Regions from separate parts of the Homo sapiens genome. Here all the other regions are linked to region 1. A link is an interaction called in ENCODE POLR2A ChIA-PET data of the cell type or tissue named here. Cell type or tissue: A673. All regions are shown on one strand. Links, peaks and the distances in the headings refer to the core of each region. The heading gives the core; the rest is flanking DNA. Region 1 has its middle 42 kb from the start of METTL4. Region 2 has its middle 240 kb from the start of METTL4. Region 3 overlaps YES1 (YES proto-oncogene 1, Src family tyrosine kinase).

Region 1 (6,850 bases), core at 2,701-5,200:
TTACTTTTGGCATCTCTTGCCACCTGGATAGGCCAAGAATTTCCCAAATCAGCAGGTCTTGAAACCTTATCATTTCTTTTCTCAATTTGTCTCCTCCTGTATTTTACTAAAAGCAGCAGGAAGAAACCAGGCAGCACACTCAACACTTTGCTTGGAGATCTCCTCAGCTAAATATTCAAATTCATTGTTTTTGAATTCTGTTTTCCACACAACTGCAGGTCGTAAGTTTGCTAAGTATTCTGCCTTTGCATGATAAGGATTTCTGTTTCTGTAGTTCCCAATGACATGTTCCTCACTTCTTCATGAGCCCTCGCCAGCAGCATTTTTAACATTCAGATTTCTACTAAGTCTTTTAGAGACATTTATTATGCTCCTTAAAATCCTTCCAGCCTCTGCCCCTCTGTCCAATTCAGAACCATATTTTACATATTTGTTATTACATCCCTGCATTTCCAGATACCAAAATATGTAACAGTTTTCTATTGTTGTGTAACAAATTACCACAAACATAGTCATTTTAAAACAACACTAGGGCCAGGCATGGTGGCTCACACCTGTAGTCCCAGCACTTTGGGAGGCTGAGGTGGGCGAACTGCTTGAGCTCAGGTGTTTGAGACCAGCCTAAGCAACAGGGTGAAACCCCTTCTTTACAAAAAATACAAAAAATTAGCTAGGTGTGGTGGTGTGCATTTGTGGTCACAGCTACTTGGGAGGCTGAGGTGGGAGGATCACTTGAGCCTGGGAAGAAGAGGTTGCAGTGAGCTGAGATCATGCCACTGCACTCCAGCCTGGGCAACAGAGGAAGACCTTGTATCAAAAAACAAAAACAAAAACAAAAACACTAGGTAAGACAGGCAGACTACTAGATTCTTTGCATAGAGTCTCCCAGGCCCAAAGCAAAGTCTGGTCAGGCTGGGCCATTTTCTGAAGGCTCTGGGGAAGAGTCTGCTTCCAAGCTCATTCAGGTTGTTGACAGAATCCAGTTCCATGTGGTTGTAGGACTGAGGTCCCTGCTTCTTTATTTTCTGTCAGCAGCGCTTTCTCTCAGCAACTGGAGGCTGTGCCCCCTCCATCTTCAGAGTCATTAAGAGTGTATCAAATTCTTCTTGTGCTTCCAATCTCTCTGACTTGCCTTCTGCTATCAGCCAGAGAAAATGCTCCATTTTTAAAGAGCTTTTGTGACTAGATTGGGCCCATCAGATAATCTCGTTTTTGCCATATATGGTAACATAATCATGAGAGTGATATTTCTTCATAGTCACAGGTTCTACCCAAATCAAAGGGGAGGGGATTAAGATGTGGGCCATTCTGAGAATTTTTCTACTTTAATTTTGTTGATGGACATTTGTGTTCTAGTCTGGGGCTATTATAAATAAAGTGTCTAAGAATAGTCATGTGTATGTTTTTGTGTGACTCTATACTTTCATTTCTCTTGGGTACATACCTCAGAGTGGAATGTCAAGTTATATGGTAGGTCTAAGTTTAAACAGTTTTTTTTTTTCTTTTGAGATGGAGTCTCGCTCTGTTGCCCAGGCTGGAGTGCAGTACAGCGGCACAATCTCAGCTCACTGCAACCTCTGCCTCCTGGGTTCAAGTGATTCTCCTGCCTCAGCCTCCCACGTGGCTGGGATTATAGGCACCTGCCACCATGCCTGGCTAATTTTTGTATTTTTAGTAGAGATGGCATTTCATGTTGGCCAGGTTGGTCTTGAACTCCTGACCTCAAGTTATCTGCCTGCCTCGGCCTCCCAAAATGTTGGAGTTACAGACATGAGTCACTGTGGCCAGCCTTAAATTTTTTTTTTTTTTTAATTTTTACCTTGCAGCTCCAGCTCGAAGGATGCACGTTTAACATTTAAAGAAATGGCTAGAGTTAGAGGTTGCAGTGAGCCAAGATCATGTCACTGCACTCCAGCCTGGGTGACAGAGTGAGACTCCATCTCCAAAAAAAAAAAAAAGGCCAGAGAGTTTTTCATAGTGGTTGTACTATTTTATATTCCCTGCAAGCAGTGAATGAGAACTCTCTTGTTCCTTCACAGTCTTGTCGACACTTACAATGGTCAGTCTTTTACATTTTAGCTACTAGAGGGAGTAATATCTCATTGTGGTTTTAATTTGCATTTCCCTAGTGAGAATGATTTTGAGCACCCTTTCATGTACTTATTTAACATCTGTGTATTTTTGGGGAAGAATCTGTTCAAATCTTTGCCTGTGTTTTATTCGGTTTTTATATTTTTGAATTGTAAGTACTCTTTATATGTACTTGATGAAATTCTCTAGTTAATCGGTTTTGCAAATATTTTCTCTTAGCCTCAGACTTGCCTTTTAATGTTCACAACAATGTCTTTTGTTTGCTTTAAAGTTTTATTTTGAAATAACGATAGATTCACAGGAAGTTGGAGAAATACTGTACATACAGAGAGGTCTTGCTTTATCTAGTTTCTCTTCATGGTAACATCTTGTATAACCATTGTACAATATCAAAGTTGGGAAATACACATTGGTATCACCCACAGAAGTTATTCCGATTTCACCAATTTTACATCCTCTTCATGGAGTCTTTCTTTCTTTCTTTTTTTTTTTTGAGACGGAGTCTCGCTCTGTCACCCGGGCTGGAATGCAGTGGCGCATCTCGGCTCACTGCAAGCGCCCCTACAGGGTTCACGCCGTTCTCCTGCCTTAGCCTCCTGAGTAGCTGGGACTTCAGGTGCCCGCCAGCACACCTGGCTAATTTTTTGTATTTTTTAGTAGAGACAGGATTTCACTGTGTTAGCCAGCATGGTCTCCATCTCCTGACGTCGTGATTCGCCTGCCTTGGCCTCTCACAGTGCTGGGATTACAGGCGTGAGCCACCATGTGCAACCCATAGGGTCTTTCACAGAATAAAGATTTTAATTTCAATGAAGTCCAATTCATGAATTTCTCCTTTTATTGATTATATTTTTGGTGTTAAGTCTAAGAACTCTTTGCCTATCCTTAGGTCATCAATATTTTCTCCTATTTTATAAACATTTCATGTTTTATATTTAAATCCATAATAATTTTGAATTATTTTTGTATGAGGTGTGAGGTTTAAGTCTAGGTTCTCTTGTTTTTGTTTGTTTTGAGATGGAGTTTCGCTCTTGTAGCCCAGGCGGGAGTGCAAAGGTGCGATCTCAGCTCACTGCAACATCCACCTCCCAGGTTCAAGCGATTCTTCTGCCTCAGCCTCCCAAGTAGCTGGAATTACAGGCATGCGCCACCACGCCCGGCTAATTTTTGTATCTTTAGTAGAGTTGGGGTTTCTCCATGTTGGCCAGGCTGGTCTCAAACTCCTGACCTCAGGTGATCTGCCCACCTCGGCCTCCCAAAGTGCTGAGATTAGAGGCATGAGCCACTGCGCCTAGTCATTCTTTTTTTTCTTTTTTTTTTTTGCTTATGATTGTGTGGATTTATTTCTGAGTTCTCTATTCTAATCCATTAATTTATATGTCTTTCAACACCAGAGTCTTGATTACTCCTGTTATATAGTAAGCCTTGAAATCAGATAGGATAAGTCCATAAACTTTCTTTTTCTTTTTCAAAGTCATTTTGGCTATTGTAGGTACTTTGAACTTCCTCATAAATTTTAGGATCAGATTGTCAGTGTCTATAAAAAAGCCTCCTGGGTTTTGATCGGAGATAAATGGAATCTGTAGCTCAATCTGCGGAAAATTGCCAGTGTGCCTTTGTGCGGGTAGCTGCTGTGAGATCATCCTTCCTGCCTCCTGCAGGGCCCTGCATTCTTGGGTGCTGTTAGGTATGCTGAAAACATGCTTGACGTAGCGCCCCTCACTCATTGCTTCATGTCCCACATCCTTGGACACCAGTAGGCAGGCTGCCAAGATGCTTCACATACTTTCTCTTCACCCCTCCACCTCTGCCTGCCACTAATTCTTCCACCCCAGGTAAGGAAGTTAGAAAGAGAAGATGCGAAAAGATGGGACGATGGAAAAGGAAGGGTATATGGGAGGGCAAGAAACAGATGGAAATTTCTGAAGCCAATTGAAGAAAATGCTTAAACAAAGAGGAGGTAATCAACTGTGTCAATGCTGCATATGTTTGGCGTAAGATGAATGCCCATCAGATTTGGCAAGAGAGACGTTATTGGTCACCTTGACACGAGTGATTTTACTGGAAGAGTGGGATAAAAGCCTAACTAGAGTGAATTAAAGAGACAATAGAGGGAAGGAAGATGAAGAGAATGAATATAAATCACTCTTTTAAGGAGGCTTATTATAAAGAATGGGCTGGAAAATGGGCCAATAACTGGAAACAGCTTCTTGAATAAGTCTTGCCATTTCATTGCAGATAAAGCAATGTAGTTCTTGGAAGAACTTATGGGAATAAGTGCCTTTTTCTCTAACTGGGTTTTGATCATCCAGGGATAGTATAATCTAATTGAGTAGAGTGCTATTCTTTAAAGAATCAGGCATACCTATTCAGAGAGAAAATAGTATAGTGGAATAACTGTGTTAAGAATCAGAACTGGATTGAAGTTGCCACAATTTATTATTGATCCTAGTAAAGCCTACTGACATCTCTGAGCCTCACCTGCTCACCTCATATGATAGTTTTGAGTATCAAAATCAGAGGCTGCACTGTCTCCTTCAAATGAACAGTCCTGGGGGGAGGGATGGGGGTGTCAAGGATTGAAAAATTACATATTGGGTACAGCATTCACTGTTTGGATAACGGGTCCATTAGAAGCTCAAACCTCACCATTACACAATACATGCATGTAACAAATCTACACATGTATCCCCTGAATCTTTTTAAAAAAACAACAGTATTTTGTTTTTTGCTCTACCCTTAGGCCTAGACCAGTGTTGGCACATAGTAGGTGTTTAAAAAATACTAGTTGAACACATAAATAAGTGGATAACTTTTTATTGTACATTATTTGTACATTAAAGTGAACAAAGCACTATTGCATATTAAATGGCTAATGGAAATTAATCTAAATCTCTTAATTTCAAGTCAAATACTCTTGCCGTTACTAAAAAATTGCATTGCTAAATTTACTTCACTAAGAAAAGGCAAAGTACCATTATTATTATTGTCTTAAAGATGGCAATGTAAAGGTTTCATGAAATAACCTGCGTATTTTATCAATGTATTCGCTGAGTATTTTTCGGTTGTGGAAATATTGATGCCCTTACTGGTTAAAAGAACTATTCTATAAATTATGCATTTTTCCTTATAATTCCTTGAGATAGACTGGATTGGAGGTTATTGTATAGACTTTATAGTTGAGAAAATTGGAATTTGGAGAAATGAAGTCATTGACTGTAGTTTATAGAGCTAACAAGTAATGAAGTTTCAACTCCAGGCTTTCAATGCCTAGGTTACATCACTTTTTTTTTTTTTTTTGAGACAGCATGTCCCTCTATCGCCCAGGCTGGAGTGCAGTGGTGTGATCTTGGCTTGCTGCAACCTCTGCCTCCCGGGTTCAAGCAATTCTCTCCTGCCTCAGCCTCCCAAGTAGCTGGGATTACCAGTGTCCACCACCACACCCAGCTAATTTTTGTGTTTTTAGTAGAGAGCGGGTTTCGCCGTGTTAGCCAGGGTGATCTCGAACTCCTGACCTCAGGTGATACGCCTGCCTCGGCCTCCCAAAGTGCTGGGATTATAGGCGTGAGCCACCACACCCGACCCATCACTTTCAACTACATCATGAAAGTTCTTTTGAAAGGAAGGGGCATTTAATGGTAGAAGTGACATTTCAGGTGAAAAGTGAAACACTTTGTTTATACATTTTAGGGGTGAAATTGCTTGGAAACATAACCCAACTGGGATTGTCTTAACCTAACATAAAAGTAACCTGTTTCAACACAGAAACATGAATATCATTTTGTCCTCTTAAGTACTATACAAGTGTTTTCCAACCTTTAGTTTTATAAATATTTTATGTTTATAAAGAAAGCTAGTTTAAAAATAAGAGATATACCCCCTACATTATTATTTATAAATCTCACAGCAACCTTGAAAAGTAGCTATTTTACAGATGGTGAAAGGGAGATCCAAAGATATTTAACACTTACCAATTAAAGTGAAAGTTCTGTGAGGAGAGGAAGAAAAGTTTTAAAAAATTAAAAATAATAGTACTTGTTCAAGGTCACACAGCTAGTAAGTGGCAGATCTAGGATTCAAAGCTAGGGAGAGAAGATTTTAAACCCTTTAATGGCCACTATCTACAGTCATTCTTATTCCGTACTATGTGATGCTGCTGTAAGTAATGACAGGATATGCTTTTAGCATAAAGTTTTGTACTTTCTGTTTATAAATATGAAAATGAATCAGCATATACTTATTTGTTTTCTGATGTCTAGACTGAGATGGTGTTTTAGTCCATTTGTGTTGCTATCACAAAAATATCTTAGAATAATTAATTTAAAAACAACAGAAATTATTTTCTTACAGTCTGGAGGCTGGGAAATCCAAGATCCAGATTTGATATCTGGAGAGGGCTTGTCACTCATGGACAGCAGCTTCTCATCTCATCCTTGCATGGTGGAAGGGACAAGGGAGTTCCCTTCAACCTCCTTTATAAGGGCAGTAATCCCATTCATGAGGGAGGAGCCCTCGTGACTCAATCACTTCTGGAAGGCCGTACCTTTTAATGCTAACACAATGTGGATTAGGTTTCAAGATACACATTTTGGAGGGACACATTCAGATCACAGCAGATGGTACATGCTGTTATGGCTCTTACTGCATAGCCATCTATGAAGTGCCAACCTGCAGAAATCACTAATTTATAATCTTGAGAACTTTCACATATTTCTTGAGACCAACTGAGAACAGGAAGTATTTTCTGTCTTGATGAAGG
Region 2 (6,850 bases), core at 2,623-5,122, 200 kb after region 1:
TTTAAACAATATGTATAAAGAAAAATGAAATCTTACTGTCTTATAATCAGTCTTCTCTACCTACAATACCATAATTATATTTTATATAATTAAATACAACATATGCTTTCAGTCACATATTGAAAAAAAGATTTCTGAGGATCATTCGAACCAAATACCACGTATAAAGACTTCATTTGTAAAGTGTCTTAAATTGTTTAATTCCTATCAAGCTCCCACCTTGCACTGTGCGAGGGATATAAGAGATTTTACAGTGATGATTTTTTTGTAATGCAGTACTAACAGATACATTTTTGAGGATAATTGTTTGGATTTTTGCAGGGAACTTGTGGTTTTTAAACCTACAGCACTGGTTCTCAGAAATACTTGTAATTTAAAAGTAACAAATCTTCTTCCCAGAAATATTCCCTATATGTTTTTCCTTCATAAGGTGAGGAGAAGTAGGGATTTTAGAACTTCTGGACAATGCATTTTATAAGACAGTGTAATAAAGTTAGCTAGATTGTGATGGGGTGGTGTCTTCTTCGCCTCAAGGAGAAATATATTTTGAGCATAGATAATTTTTAAATAGCTAAGGCCATGGGCAAACCATTTAATAACATTCTCTATAGAAAAAGAGAATTCTGTTTATAGAAATGAATCTCAAGATATTCTGGGCCATTAGGTCGGTCCATGAAGAGTAGAGAAGGGTGGGGATTCTAGAGAATTGGGATACTTTATTTACCCCTGAGGTTCAAATTTGGTGTTGTGGCCATTATTGAGAGTATCCAAAATAAAAAGAATGGGTACACATTTACATGGATAAACACAGAGGTTCTTTTATTTTATTTATTTATTTTGAGACAGGGTCTTTCTCTGTCACGCAGGCCGGAGTGCAGTGGTGCAATCATGGCTCACTGCAGCCTCAACCTCCTGGGCTCAAGAGATCCTCCTATCTAGCCTCCTGAATAGCTGGGACTACATATGCATATGTAAATATATATATATATTTGCCTGGGTAATTTTTCAAAGTTTTTGTAGAGGTGGGGTCTCACTATGTTTCCCCGGCTGATTGTGGTCTCCCGGGCTCAAGTGACCTTCCTGCCCCAGCCTCCCAAATTGCTGGGATGACAGACATGAGCCACTGTGCCCCTCAGAGGTTCTTTAATCTCCTAATCCACTCCAGGAAAGGAGAGCTGAAGGTAGGGAGAAGGATTCTCTTGCTTCTGCAGTGAGCCTTATTGATCAATTCCTATTTGCATAATGAGCACTGCCAACTTTGAGACTGCCCACAGCCTTGTTTTTTGTAGAATGCTTATCTCTTTACTTGTTCCAATTTCAGAATGCAGCTCAAACTCATTGCACTCTAAACTCCATGCAGAACTGTGAAGTGGATAAATATGTATTCAGTGCCCAGAGCAGTGTTTGCAACATTTTGTACATATTAAGTACATCTCTTCCCTCCAAGAATTCTAAACAAATTGAGACATAAAGTGAAGTGTAAGAAAATTTTAGTATTACCAGAGGCTAAATTGTAGGTCATAGTGAAGGGTGAGAAGCAGATAGGCCTGCTAATCTCATTCCTGAAAGAAAAATAGGCAGAGTGGAGCAAAGCATGGCTGTTTATTCTTCCCAAGTTAATTAATTAGCTAAGTCCCTCCACCTCCCAGGGATGGAGTGAGCAAAGGAAATTAGAGGGAATTTAGGAATGTGCTTTGGGAAAATCCCTCCTCATGAGAACCAGGAGTGAGGGAGAACAAATTCTTCTCTATTAGCAGATTCTCAATAGAGAGTTTGAGTGTCAATGAATGACTGAATGCATGCATTAATGACTTGTGGATGCATGAATACCATTTCTTTCCAGACTCAAGTTTTCCTGGGTAATAGTCAGCTAACCACCCATCATGGGGCTGATGGTTCTTGGGGTCACCTTGGAATTGTTGTACCTGGTATGTTCAAGTGACCTTGTTACTAAATCTCACCTGTAAATAGCTCCCTTGAAGCTTGGAATCTGGCTCTGTATCTTAGTCTCCAGACCGGGGAACTTGACCTGGGCACCTGGATCATGCTGGCCTCTTCCTAGGGGACTGTTGTCCAGTTCCTAGGCTCTGTGAATTTTCTTTAGGTTGCCATATTCCAGCTCTGATGATCCACTTGATTTTTAAAGACTTAGTCGTTTTGAAACGTTGGTATTGTTCCTTTATTCATTTTACCCTGTAACAGTTTTTCACTTTTGTTAGTTTTTTTTTTTCTTTTTGAGTTGATATTTCCTAACACTCTTTGAACTATAATATATGGACTTAGACTCTTTTCTCACTCTTCCATACTAGGTGGGTGACAGCCAACTTCTATGGTGGCTCTTGTTCACTTAGTTTAACTCTTTTAACTGCACTTCCCACCACAAACACTTTGGGGTTGAAACAACTATGACAGTTGTTTGTAAATTAGGTTGCAAGTCCCTAGTAAAATAAGGATCATATTTTAGTCCTTGTAAACTCAGGCAGTTAATTAATACTTACTGTTATATGTAAAAAGGAATGTCTGAGGAATACTGCTATTAGCTTCCCAGTAATCATAACCCCTGAAAAGTCCCCAAATAGCATACGGCTGAAAAGTCTCTGAGTGTAGGCCATGGTGAACACAGCCAAGAAGAGCCAAAGCTAAGACAATTGAAGTAACCGATAAATCACTGACAAATAGGAAGATGCAGACCCACTAATTTGCAAAGTAATGTCTCACTGCTGCCAAAAGAAAGTCTGCTGAACACTAAGCAGGTGAGAAAGCGGAGGAGCCAGAGTGTAAGTTAATCTCCTAAAGTTATGAGACTGGCAAGTCTCGGGGGCTGGATTCAAACTGGGGTGGTGGGAGTCCAAAGCTGACATTCTTGAAAAGCCATGTTGTCTCGCTAGGGAAATTTGATTTTCCTGGATTTAGTCTTCTTCTCCCAGGGCAGTGCCAGATAAATATTGCCAAGGTCTCATTTCTTCCACTTCCCATTTCTAGGTTCCAAGCTCACCATTGCGATTTTGTTTTTAGAGTCTTCCTCCACGTAAATTACAACAGTATGGGTTGTTTCTGTTTATTTACTTTTAAACATGTTCTAATCCATTCGCTATGCTATTTCATCCAGTCTGTTTGGATTGCGTGTTAGGTATTTGCAAATCCTCTGGTTATCCAATTATCCAATATCTGGATTACTCTCAGAGGAGCTGTCTTGAAGTGCATTCCTCTAATTGTGTGTGTGTTTACCAGCTTTGCTGCAATCAAATTTCTGTCACTTTTAAGTCCTTGGGAATGCTTCTAATTATTGTTTTAATTTACCATTGACAATTAATAGATAAAATATGGATGGACAATAGTTGGACTATTGATGGACTATTAAACCATTTAACTTTCGAAGAATGAGTCAGTCCTTAAGAATTCCTAATTATTAGCTGAATCCCAACCTCACAATTATCTTTCTAATTTCATTACTAATTTTTATGAACTGGGACTGGTAAAAAAAAAATCTTGCTTGTCTCAGTTTACTTTTTTAAAAAAAATCTGCACCTAGAGATTGTCTAAGAATAGCATGGAAGGGAATTTTGTATTTATGGTTTGTAATATGATCAATTTGCATCATTAATAATGTGAATCATGGCTGTTAAATGAGCTTAAAATTTCCACCAGTGTATATTATGTCCTCCTGCAAATGAAGAGGTAACATTTGACTTAAATACTAATGGTAGGATATACTTCAGATCCTCTAAGCAATTCCTTGAGATATTTGGGGGGAAGGTGCTTTATATATTCTCCAACAAAGAATTTGAGACAGCCACTTGTGAATTACTATGTGCTGACAACTTTATCTGACGGTACCAAAAGATGTGGCATGGATTATGAATGAGCTTGTGGAGACAACTCAATTTTATGGACTGTCAATCACTTTAAAGACAGGTGAGGTCATATAATAAATACCCTTGCTCCTCCAAAAATCCTTCGTGGATGCTCAGACCTTTTGAAAGCTTTGACTGGATTTTCCTGCCTTGGCAGTAAACTCAAATGATCAGTAAAGTCAGTTGTCACTTGGTAGAGTGGCAGGGCTGGCTGCTGCACTCACACCAACCAGAGGAACAGAAGGGGATGAGATTTTCTAACCCGCTTTACAGATGTGAAACCTGGATTACCCTTGGTGTTCCATTCAGTCTTTGGAGATGTTTCCATTCATAAATTATAAATTTTGTGTATTCTGTGCATGTCACGAGAGAATAGCAGATGATAATTCCAAGACTGCTATTAGAGGAAGGCAATCCTTTGGGAGAAAGGGAGGTGGGATGAGAGACAAAGAGAGGGAATTAGAAATGCATTTAGATGTGAGAAGCTGAAGTAATGCTATGATGACAATTATAGTTTGGAAGTGTCAGCAGCTGGGATCTGCTGCCACTTGCCAACTGTAGACTCTTTAGGGTCCCCATAACAAATGCATGGTTCCTTTGGAGCAAAGGGTGATTTTACAAAGCAATAGCAGAAATGTCTAAGGAGCTTGAGACTGTGGAATAGCTATTTAGCCATAAACAAACCCTATAGAGAGAGATGTGTGAGGGAGCAAGATGAAACAAGAATAATACGTAGGGGAGCCGGCTGAAGTTTAAGAATTGCATAAGTCTTGTTTAAAACTTCATTTAGCCATGGTCGTAAGAAATTATTCTTTAACACTTTCTTGCATTGCCTACTTTTGAATGAAACAATCTGCCTTTTGTATTTGGAAAATTCATTTTAAAGTAATGGCCCAGAAATTGATTTCAAAATCAGATTTCAAGAAATAAAATCAGAGTAAAAATAATGTTTTTCCAAGTTCAATATATATATGTATACATTTCATATCACATGATCTACCACATTTTTTCAGGTGATTTAATGCCAACACAACCATTCCCTGCCTGATGCTCTCATTTGGTTGTCTAGCAGCCAGCCACAGGAGCTGGTAAGCAAGCAAACAAAAGGCAGAAAGGCAGCAAGAGGGAAGGCAAAAACATTCTAAGGAAGTGTATTGTATCTTCTGTCCTCCAGCAAATTGCATTAAGCAAGTACATTCTCTCTCACCAAATGAAGTGGTAAAGAAAAAACACTATGGTTCTGTTTAATGTTCTGTTTTTCATTATCTGTCCCTTTCTGAACAGGCCTGAGTACTGTGGTGTGCATTAAGAGTTGAGCTTTTGTTTCTTTTTTTTTTTTTCATAAAACCATTTGTTAAGTAAAAACTGGGCATAAATAACTAATTCACTATCAGTATATTCTGACTAAGTTAAGTGGGACTGATTATGTCATATTAAGCAATACAACTAAGTTCTATACTTTGATTAGGTTCTAAGGGTGTACATTTCTCTCTCTGTCTGTCTCTCTCTCTTTTTTTGAGATAGAGTCTCACTCTGTTGCCCAGGCTGAGAGGCACCATCAGGGCTCACTGCAACCTTAACCTGCTGGGCTCAGGCAATCCTCCCACCTCAGCCTCCTGAGTAGCTGCAACTACAGGCACGCACCACCACACCCAGCTAACTTTTCTATTTGTTGTAGACAGGGTTTCACCATGTTGCCCAGGCTGGTCTCGAACTTCTGGGCTAAAGCCATCCACCTGCCTTGGCTCCCTAAAGTGCTGAAGTTATAAACTTGAGCCACTGCGCCCGGCCTGTGGTCTATATTTTTCTCTTGGACCTAAGTTTGCTTGTAGAACTCTGGTTATTACTGCAACAATAAGATTACATATCCAATGTTGGGGGAAATGCCCTTAAAGCCACCAAAAAACCTCTGCATTTTTGGCCAAGAGTCAGTGTTTCTTTTAAAGGGTAGAAGTCCTGAAGCTCAATTTGAATTAGTTGAAATTAACAAATTTGTATATTTTCATTGATTACTTTTAATATCAGGGAAATGATAAATCATGTGATTTACTTCAGCATTACTGAAAGCCAGAGAGGAGGGGTTCTGGGTTCAGGTCTAATTTGACTTTCCCACACACACTGTGGAAACTGACAAAGACATCGGTGGGGACTCAAATCAAGGTGTCTGAGGCTTACAAGGGTCAGCCTCAGAGCAGACCAAATGAGACCCCCAAATGTATGTGGATTTGTTCCATTAGTAATTCGAAGAGATTGAGGCAAATGCTGCAGGGGTTAACAGTGATCTTGCAGAAGACAAGTGCTCTTCAAGGTGTGGCAGAACTCAGTGGAAGGCTTGTGGAATGGATTCCTGGTGAGGCAGGCAGTTGGCAAAAGGTATCTTTTCTTGCAGAAGCAGAATCTTCAGCTTTTTCGCTGAGGTTCTGGGGCAGAATTGTACCATTCAGGAGGAATGCTAGCTATTTTCAAGGTCCCAGTTGCAGAGGTAGGAGCCAGAGGGCTAACAGATAGAGAAGAAAGCCACTCTGAAGAGTCCCATTTTTGTTTTTGTTTGGAGAAGTCTCATTCTCAGCACATGCAGGTGGATCACACACTTAGTTCCACGGATGGGCCCTTGTTGGCCTAAATCAGTTAGCCTTTGTTATTCCCCTGGTCACAATGTTTGGTTTATGAATGAAAATAGCAAACAAACAATGAGACATTTTTGAGGTTTCAGGAAGAGAGTTTTTCTCTTCTACTAGACTCAAACCAGAAAGTATGTGAAGAGCTACAGCTGTCTCACTACCACATAGATTCTTTTTTCTTTTCTTTCTTTCTTTTTTTTTTTTTTTAGACAGAGTCTCACTCTGTCATCCAAGCTGGAGTGCAGTGGTGCAACCTCAGCTCACTGCAACCTCCACCTCCTGGGTTCAAGCGATTCTCATGCCTCAGCCTCCCGAGTAGCTGGGATTACAGGCACGCACCATGACACCAGTCTAATTTTTGTATTTTAGTAGAGA
Region 3 (6,850 bases), core at 2,646-5,145, 1.7 Mb after region 1:
GGCATAATAGAGTAACAATGGTTTTTAAGAGTGGAAGAGAAAAGCAGGAAAGTCAAGGAAATGTAACAACAAAGCAGCATCAGAAAGAGACAACATTCCAGGCCTTAAAGGTGGAAGGAGTCTGTGAGCCAAGGAATGTGGGCAGCCCCCACAAGCTAGAAAGGGCAAGAACTGATTTTGTCTTTGAATCTCCAGAAGGAAATGCAGCCCTGCTGACACCTTGATTTTAGTCCAGGGACACCGGCGTCAGACTTCTGAACTGTAAGATAAATACGTTTGTATTGTTTTAAGCCACTAAATTTGTGGTAATTTGTTGTAGCAGCAATAATTAATAGACACTGAGCTGAAATATTCTGAGTTCATTCTCAGCTTCTGGCTCTGTCACTTACTAGTTTTGTGACATAGAACCAAAACCTATTTAACGTCTCCAGCCTTAGTTTCCTCATCTGTAAAACAGAGATAATAACAACACATATCTTCAGTGGTTATTGCCTGGATTAAATCAGTTAGTGCATCCAATGTACACACTTAGATACATCTTTATTATTTATATTTTAATATGGTGAGCATATAGAAAACTTGTAATGAAAACAATAATTATTCATCTTAATTCTTCTTAAATATGAGAATAAATTAGACATTTTATTTAGTAACTGTCCCATGGACATTTAAAATTACAAGAAAAGTTTGGCCATATGTATGACAACATGTGTGTTAAAATGAATATTTTTTTGCCAGTATGAAATTTGGGGAAATTCCGTCGTATTATGCCTGTTTTGCTTAATGTAAGGAAATGGATTTTTCTAATTATCCTCAAAACAAAAAAGCTTTTAGTGTTTATTGCATGTTACAAATATTAATAACATGAAAAATTAATGAGCTAGGTGCGGTGGTTCACACCTGTAATCCCAGCACTTTGGGAGGCTGAGCCAGGTGGATCACCTGATGTCAGGCGTTCAAGACTAGCCTGGCCAACATGGTGAAACCCGTTTCTACTAAAAATACAAAAATTAGCTGGGCATGGTGGCAGCGCCTGTAATCCCAGCTACTTGGGTGGCTGAAGCAGGAGAATTGCTTGAACCTGGGATGCAAGGTTGCATTGAGCTGAGATTGCACCATTGCACTCCAGCCTGGGCAACAGGAGTGAAACTCTGTTTCAAAAAAAAAAAAAAAAGAGAAAAATTGATACATGTAGAAGCTTAGAAAAATCTGTTGGGGGTAGGGAATGGGAAGCAGATACGCTATGAGCTTACAGACTTCTCACTTTTTTCTCCTGGTTTTTCCAATTCAACTCAATTGAGCTTTCAGATTCAATTTTGTTATAACATTGCATTCATATTAATTCCTTTAGAGCTATAGGTTATGTGATTATTTTTTCCGTGTGTGTGTGTGTGTGTGTGTTTCCCCTACATAACCAAGAAGAGTTTTCTGTTCAGTTTGGAACAAGATTTTGAGAAGACATTTAGGATGTACTAGTTTGAGTTTTTAAATGTATATTTGAGATATTTTCTCAACTTTCTCTTTGGGTCTGTAGCTAAAATATGCAGTATAATGTTTTATTTATTTATTTTTTAAGAGATGGGGTCTAGCTATTTTGCCCAGGCAGACTCAAATTCCTGGGCTCAAGTGATCCTCTGCCTTGGCCTCCTGAGTAGCTGGGACTTACAGACATGTGCCACCAAACCTAGTGGCTATATAATTTTTAAAAATATTCTTAGGATATCTTTACATACTTTTCTTAAAAAAAAAAAAGTTAACCTTTGTAGTCTGTTTGCAGCATTAGCTATTGAGATCAGAAATTCAGAAAGTTAGCCGAGCGTGATGGCTCACGCCTGTAATCGCAGCACTTCGGGAGGCCAAGACAGGTGGATCACTTCAGGTTAGGAGTGGCTAATATGGCGAAACCCTGTCTCTACTAAAAATACAAAAATTAGCCGGGCATGGTGGTGCACACCAGTAATCCCAGGTGCTTGGGAGCCTGAGGCACAAGAATCACTTGAACCCAGGAGGTGGAGGTTGCAGTGAGCCGAGATTGTGCCGCTGCACTCCAACCTGGGTGACAGAACGAGACTCTATGTAAAATTCAGAAAGTTAAAATTAGAAAGAAAAAATAATCCTTTTTACATGTTTTATATTGATGTCACACATTTCCCATTCATATAAGATTTAAAATCATAGATGTGTAACTTTAAACTTGTGACTAATTAATAATATATTTTTATTACAGCTAATTCACTTAAGTAAAACAATTCTCTTGAAATGTTAATAGCCTTTACTGAGTAGATGGAGTAGTGAGCCCTAAGTATTTTGATTGCCCAGACTGTCTCATTTTCTAGGACCTTTCCTATCATCTCATGGTTCAGGTGGGATCTGCCATGTTCCATCAGTGACCCTGCCTCTTGGCTGGAGAGGGCTGACCCAGAGGGAGGCGGCTGATCCAAGCTGGGCCAGGGTCCTTTAGGAATTAGGAATTGATATTTTATGGTTCCTCAGCCTAGCTCTAAAATGAAAATACTAACTCTGGGACTATTGCCAGCCATGTTTTACCTTATGAAGAGCCGAAAAGGCCATTGTGCCACAGGAGAGAAGAATGAAGCACATGAGCATAGTAGCAAAGATGAAAGATGAAGAGAGACTAAGATAAAACACATGGAGGTGGTGAAGGAGAGATGGGAGTGGGGTGGAGAGAGGGACCAGGTAGTTGGGGAGAGGAGAGAAAATGGGGAAGCAAGGGAAGTGATGGAAAGACCAGGAGAAACAGAGAAGAAATGAACCAAATTTCCAGAACATGGGTTGCTGGTTCTAGTTTCTCTTATGACCCTGAATTCCATGAGGCACTCCGATAATGTTTATAAAAAATCCCCTTTTTGCTTAAGCTACCTCTAGTCAGATTCTGTCCTTGAAGCCATAAGTCTTAACCAAGGCAAACACTGCTGTCATTCGGGTATGTGCTATGATTGCTTTGCATATGATATCAGTTAATTCTTACAACCTTGCAAGATAGGTATTATTCCTCCAAAAAAAAAAGGAAATTCAGTCTTAGGAAAGATAAAGTAATTTGATCAAGGATCACAGTAGCTAATAAGTGACAGAACCAGAATTGAAATGTGTGTCTGACTCCAAAGTCAGTTTGTATTCATGATCTGTAAAAATATTCATTGGGCATCAGCTATGAGCCAACACTAGGCTAAGCTACAAGAGAGAAATTTTTCTTGTCTCAAAGTTTGTAGCTCAGAGAAGGATAGAAATAAACAGGCAGTGACAATTCAGTGTCATAAATGGTGTGGGGGCAGGAATAAAATGTACTGTGTGAGCACATGGGAGATCAAGGAAGATTCCTTGAACGTTTAAGCTAAGACCTGAAGGTTGAGTAGTCACAAGCCAAGCGTAAGGAAAGAGGGAGGTTGTGCCAAGCGTTTATGAAAACAGTATGGTACATTTGAGGATCTAAAAGAAATCAAGAGCCAAGAGAGGTAAATTAAGCAAATCATACAAGGCCCTCTTATTTTTTTTTTTTTTTTTGAGACAGAGTTTCACTCTCGTCCCCCAGGCTGCAGTGCAATGGCGCGATCTCGGCTCACTGCAACCTCCATCTCCCAGGTTCAAGCAATTCTTCTGCCTCAGCCTCCTGAGTAGCTGGGATTATAGGTGCCTGCCACCACTCCCAGTTAATTTTTTGTATTTTTAGTAGAAACGGGGTTTCACCATGTTGGCCAGGCTGGTTTCAAACTCCTGACCTCAGGTGATCCACCCACCTCGGGCCCCAAAGTGCTGGGATTGAAGGCGTGAGCCACCGCCCCTGGCCAAGGTCTTCTATTTTATGTTAAGGAGTTTGGACTTTATATTGGGAGAAAGAGGGGGCTGGACCATCAAAGGCTCATAATTAGACTTTCTTTTCTAGAGAACACAAACATTTTTCACATTATAGCCAGGAAGGATTGGAGAATTAACACTGTAGAAGGATGGAAGTCAGTTAAAGAGGCTTTTGCAATAATCCAGACCGTAAATAATTAGTAGTCAAGGGAAGTTTCAAGGGAAGTATAGGCAACCCTATAGAACAAGTAAGTAGTTGGGGGAGAAATGGAAGAATTCTAGAGATTACAGGGCAGTATGGTCAGGTCCTGGTGACCAATTGGCCATATAGGGCACAGGAAGGTATCTTAGTCCATTTTCAGAATACTTGAAACTGGCTAATTTATAAAGAAAAGGAATTTATTTCTTACAGATCTGGAGGCAGAGAAGTCCAAGGTCATGGGGTGGCATATGAGAAGGGCTTTCTTGCTGGTAGGACTCTTGTCTACAGAATCCTTAGGTGGTGGAGGATATCACATGGTGAGGGGGCTGAGTGTGCTATTGTGCTAAGCTAAGATCTCTCTTCCTCTTATAAAGCCACCAGTTGTACTCCCATGATGACCCATGAATCCATTTATCCTTTAGTAATCCATACATGGATTAATTTATTAATAAGGGTGGAGTCCTCATGATCCAATCACCTCTTAAAGGCCTCCCTTTCAATACTGCCACACTGGAGATTAAGTTTGTGTTTTTGTTTTTGTTTTGGAGACAAAGTCTCATTCTGTCGCCCAAGCTGGAGTGCAGAGGGCAGTGGCATGATCTTGGCTAACTGTGACCCCCACCTCCCTGGTTCAAGTGATTCTCCTGCCTTATCCTCCCAAGTAGCAGGTGCGTGCCACAGCGCCTGGCTAATTTTTGTATTTTTAGTAGAGACAAGCTTTCACCATGTTGGCCAGGCTGGTTTCGAACTCCTGACCTCAGGTAATCTACCCTCCTCAGCCTCCCAAAGTGCTGGGATTACAGGCGTGAGCCACTGCACCCAGCCTCTTTAGTCTCTCTTAAAGAGATTTAAGAAAAAAAAAAAAAAAGGACTACATACATTGTTATAGAAACAAGTGGATGATGTTTTTAAAGTTTAAAACCCCAATTAAAGAAGAGTACGTGCAGTGCCTGAGGAGCATTTAATTGACATAAGGGCTTGAAAGTGGTATCTAATTGTTTACTGTAATTTGCTGGTCAAAAATCTTGACAAAAGACTGGAAGTAAGGTGTGAAAATCTGAGAGAATAAAGATTCTTGAGATAGGTATATGGTCAGCTTATTTTTTGAGTTGACTGGATTTGTAGAGGGAATGATACATAATAGTACTTGATAGGTGCCTTTCTGCCAACAAACTGCCTTTAATAATTGCCTAAGGTGGCTGAAAGTAATTAACTGTTACCTGGGATCTGCATAATTCAGATCTGTTCTGTGTTGAATTTAATACATTTTTTAAAAATCTTGAGGCTTTAATTTGTAAGTTATTTTTGTTACTATAATCTATAACAAAAAAAATTATTCTATACATTTCTTTCTTTCTTTTTTTTTTTTTTTTGAGACAGGGTCTCACTCTGTCTCCGAGGCTGGAGTGCAGTGGTGCGATCATAACTTACCGCAGCCTTGACCTCCCAGGCTCAAGCTGTCCTCCCACCTCAGCCTTCTGAGTAGCCAGGACTACAGGTGTGTACCACCATGCTTGGCTGATTTAAAAAATTTTTTGCCGGGACGGGGGTCTCCTTTTGTTGCCCAGGCTGGTCCTGAACTGCTGGACTCAAGTGATTCTCCCACCTCAGCCTCCCAAACTGCTGGGATCAGCCACTGCCCCCATCCATAAAATTCCTTACATATTCTTTACATCAGGCTCTTCTCATGGCTGATCCTATATCAGACTTCATTAAAGAAACTACGAGGTTCCAGGAATTTAGAAGGAGTTGGGTTACTTTAAGGTCAATTGTTTGTATATCTAAAAGGCAGAAAAAAGAAAAAGATGGTAAAAAATTGGTACCATTACCGACCCCTGCAAGATCAGTTGTCCATTGCTAACATTTCTTTTCTCCTTCGACTCTTGGAAAATGGAGTTCTTTGTTTGCTTTTACAAGACAAAGTGTATGCCCTTTAGTAGTCTGCTGCTTCCTTCTCTCTGCCTATGTTTTCTCTTTTATGGTCCTGCCTATCCTTTGTGCTTTATGCTTAAGGGAGGGGATTTATAAATGAAAGAGAAAAATCATAGACTACGGCCTGTAGAACACCGTGACCTATGGAAATTGTTCATGTTTTATGAAGTTAAGTCTCTAAATTTATTTTTCTAGGATTTCCTAAAGATTTAAAACTTGTATGTAAATTGGAGCCATCTGGGCAAAATGCCAGACTAGGGCTATTCCTTCCAAACTAGATAGAGCATGTAATGTCACAATTAGTTAACTTATTAGAGTTCATTTATAGGAATAATGTACATTTAATTTTTTAAGAGGTTCAGAAATGTGTTAAATCATTTGAAAATTTTTAGTCACTGTTACTAATAATAAGGCAACATTGTCATGCTGACAGGCAGGGTGCTGTTTCCAAAGTTAGTAGATTGTGCCATAGGTTGAGCAGTGGATTTGGCTGTAAATAATGTTATCATGTTTGTTACATTTTCTAAAGGGCTAATATTTAATAACTTACCAATGAACAAAGAATGCTATACACAAGGCTTCCCTGAAGATCGTATGGGTAGTAGAAAGAATGCAGTATAGAAGTCAGAAGACCTGGTTCCTAGTTTTGCCTACTTTTAGCCCCCTGTCCTTGAGCAAGGCATGTAATAACCTCTCTCCATTTCAGTTTCTTCAAATGTAAAATGTAGAGATTATGCCTACTTGTCCTGGTAACATATTGGGATTATTTTGGGATCAAATTAAATAATAATAACAAAGAGCTTTGAAGACATAAAGCACTGTCAAAGTGTAAAATTGTATTAAAGCAAAATACTTTAACAGTGTAACACTGTACAACATAATGTGTGTGTACAACATAATAAT

The links. Peaks named below come from ENCODE experiments on the same cell type or tissue, not always from the same donor. Only the 100,000 strongest peaks of a DNase experiment are listed, where the experiment ranks them.
Region 2: POLR2A ChIA-PET joins it to region 1 with 5 read pairs; 4 of 35 experiments call an interaction of 5 or more read pairs at or near these places.
Region 3: POLR2A ChIA-PET joins it to region 1 with 6 read pairs; 1 of 35 experiments calls an interaction of 5 or more read pairs at or near these places.

What each region holds. Positions count from the first base shown.
Region 1 is chr18:2,526,309-2,533,158 of GRCh38, reverse strand. No RefSeq gene overlaps it. Among named protein-coding and RNA genes, the nearest start is that of METTL4, 42 kb to the left of the region's middle. In A673, for the core only: no CTCF peak of the experiment used is centred there; a DNase peak (open chromatin) is centred at 3,758.
Region 2 is chr18:2,327,981-2,334,830 of GRCh38, reverse strand. No RefSeq gene overlaps it. Among named protein-coding and RNA genes, the nearest start is that of METTL4, 240 kb to the left of the region's middle. In A673, for the core only: no CTCF peak of the experiment used is centred there; no DNase peak of the experiment used is centred there; H3K27me3 peaks cover 1,652 bases.
Region 3 is chr18:777,942-784,791 of GRCh38, reverse strand. The region is part of intron 1 of YES1 (YES proto-oncogene 1, Src family tyrosine kinase); the gene reads left to right. Among named protein-coding and RNA genes, the nearest start is that of YES1, 31 kb to the left of the region's middle. In A673, for the core only: no CTCF peak of the experiment used is centred there; no DNase peak of the experiment used is centred there.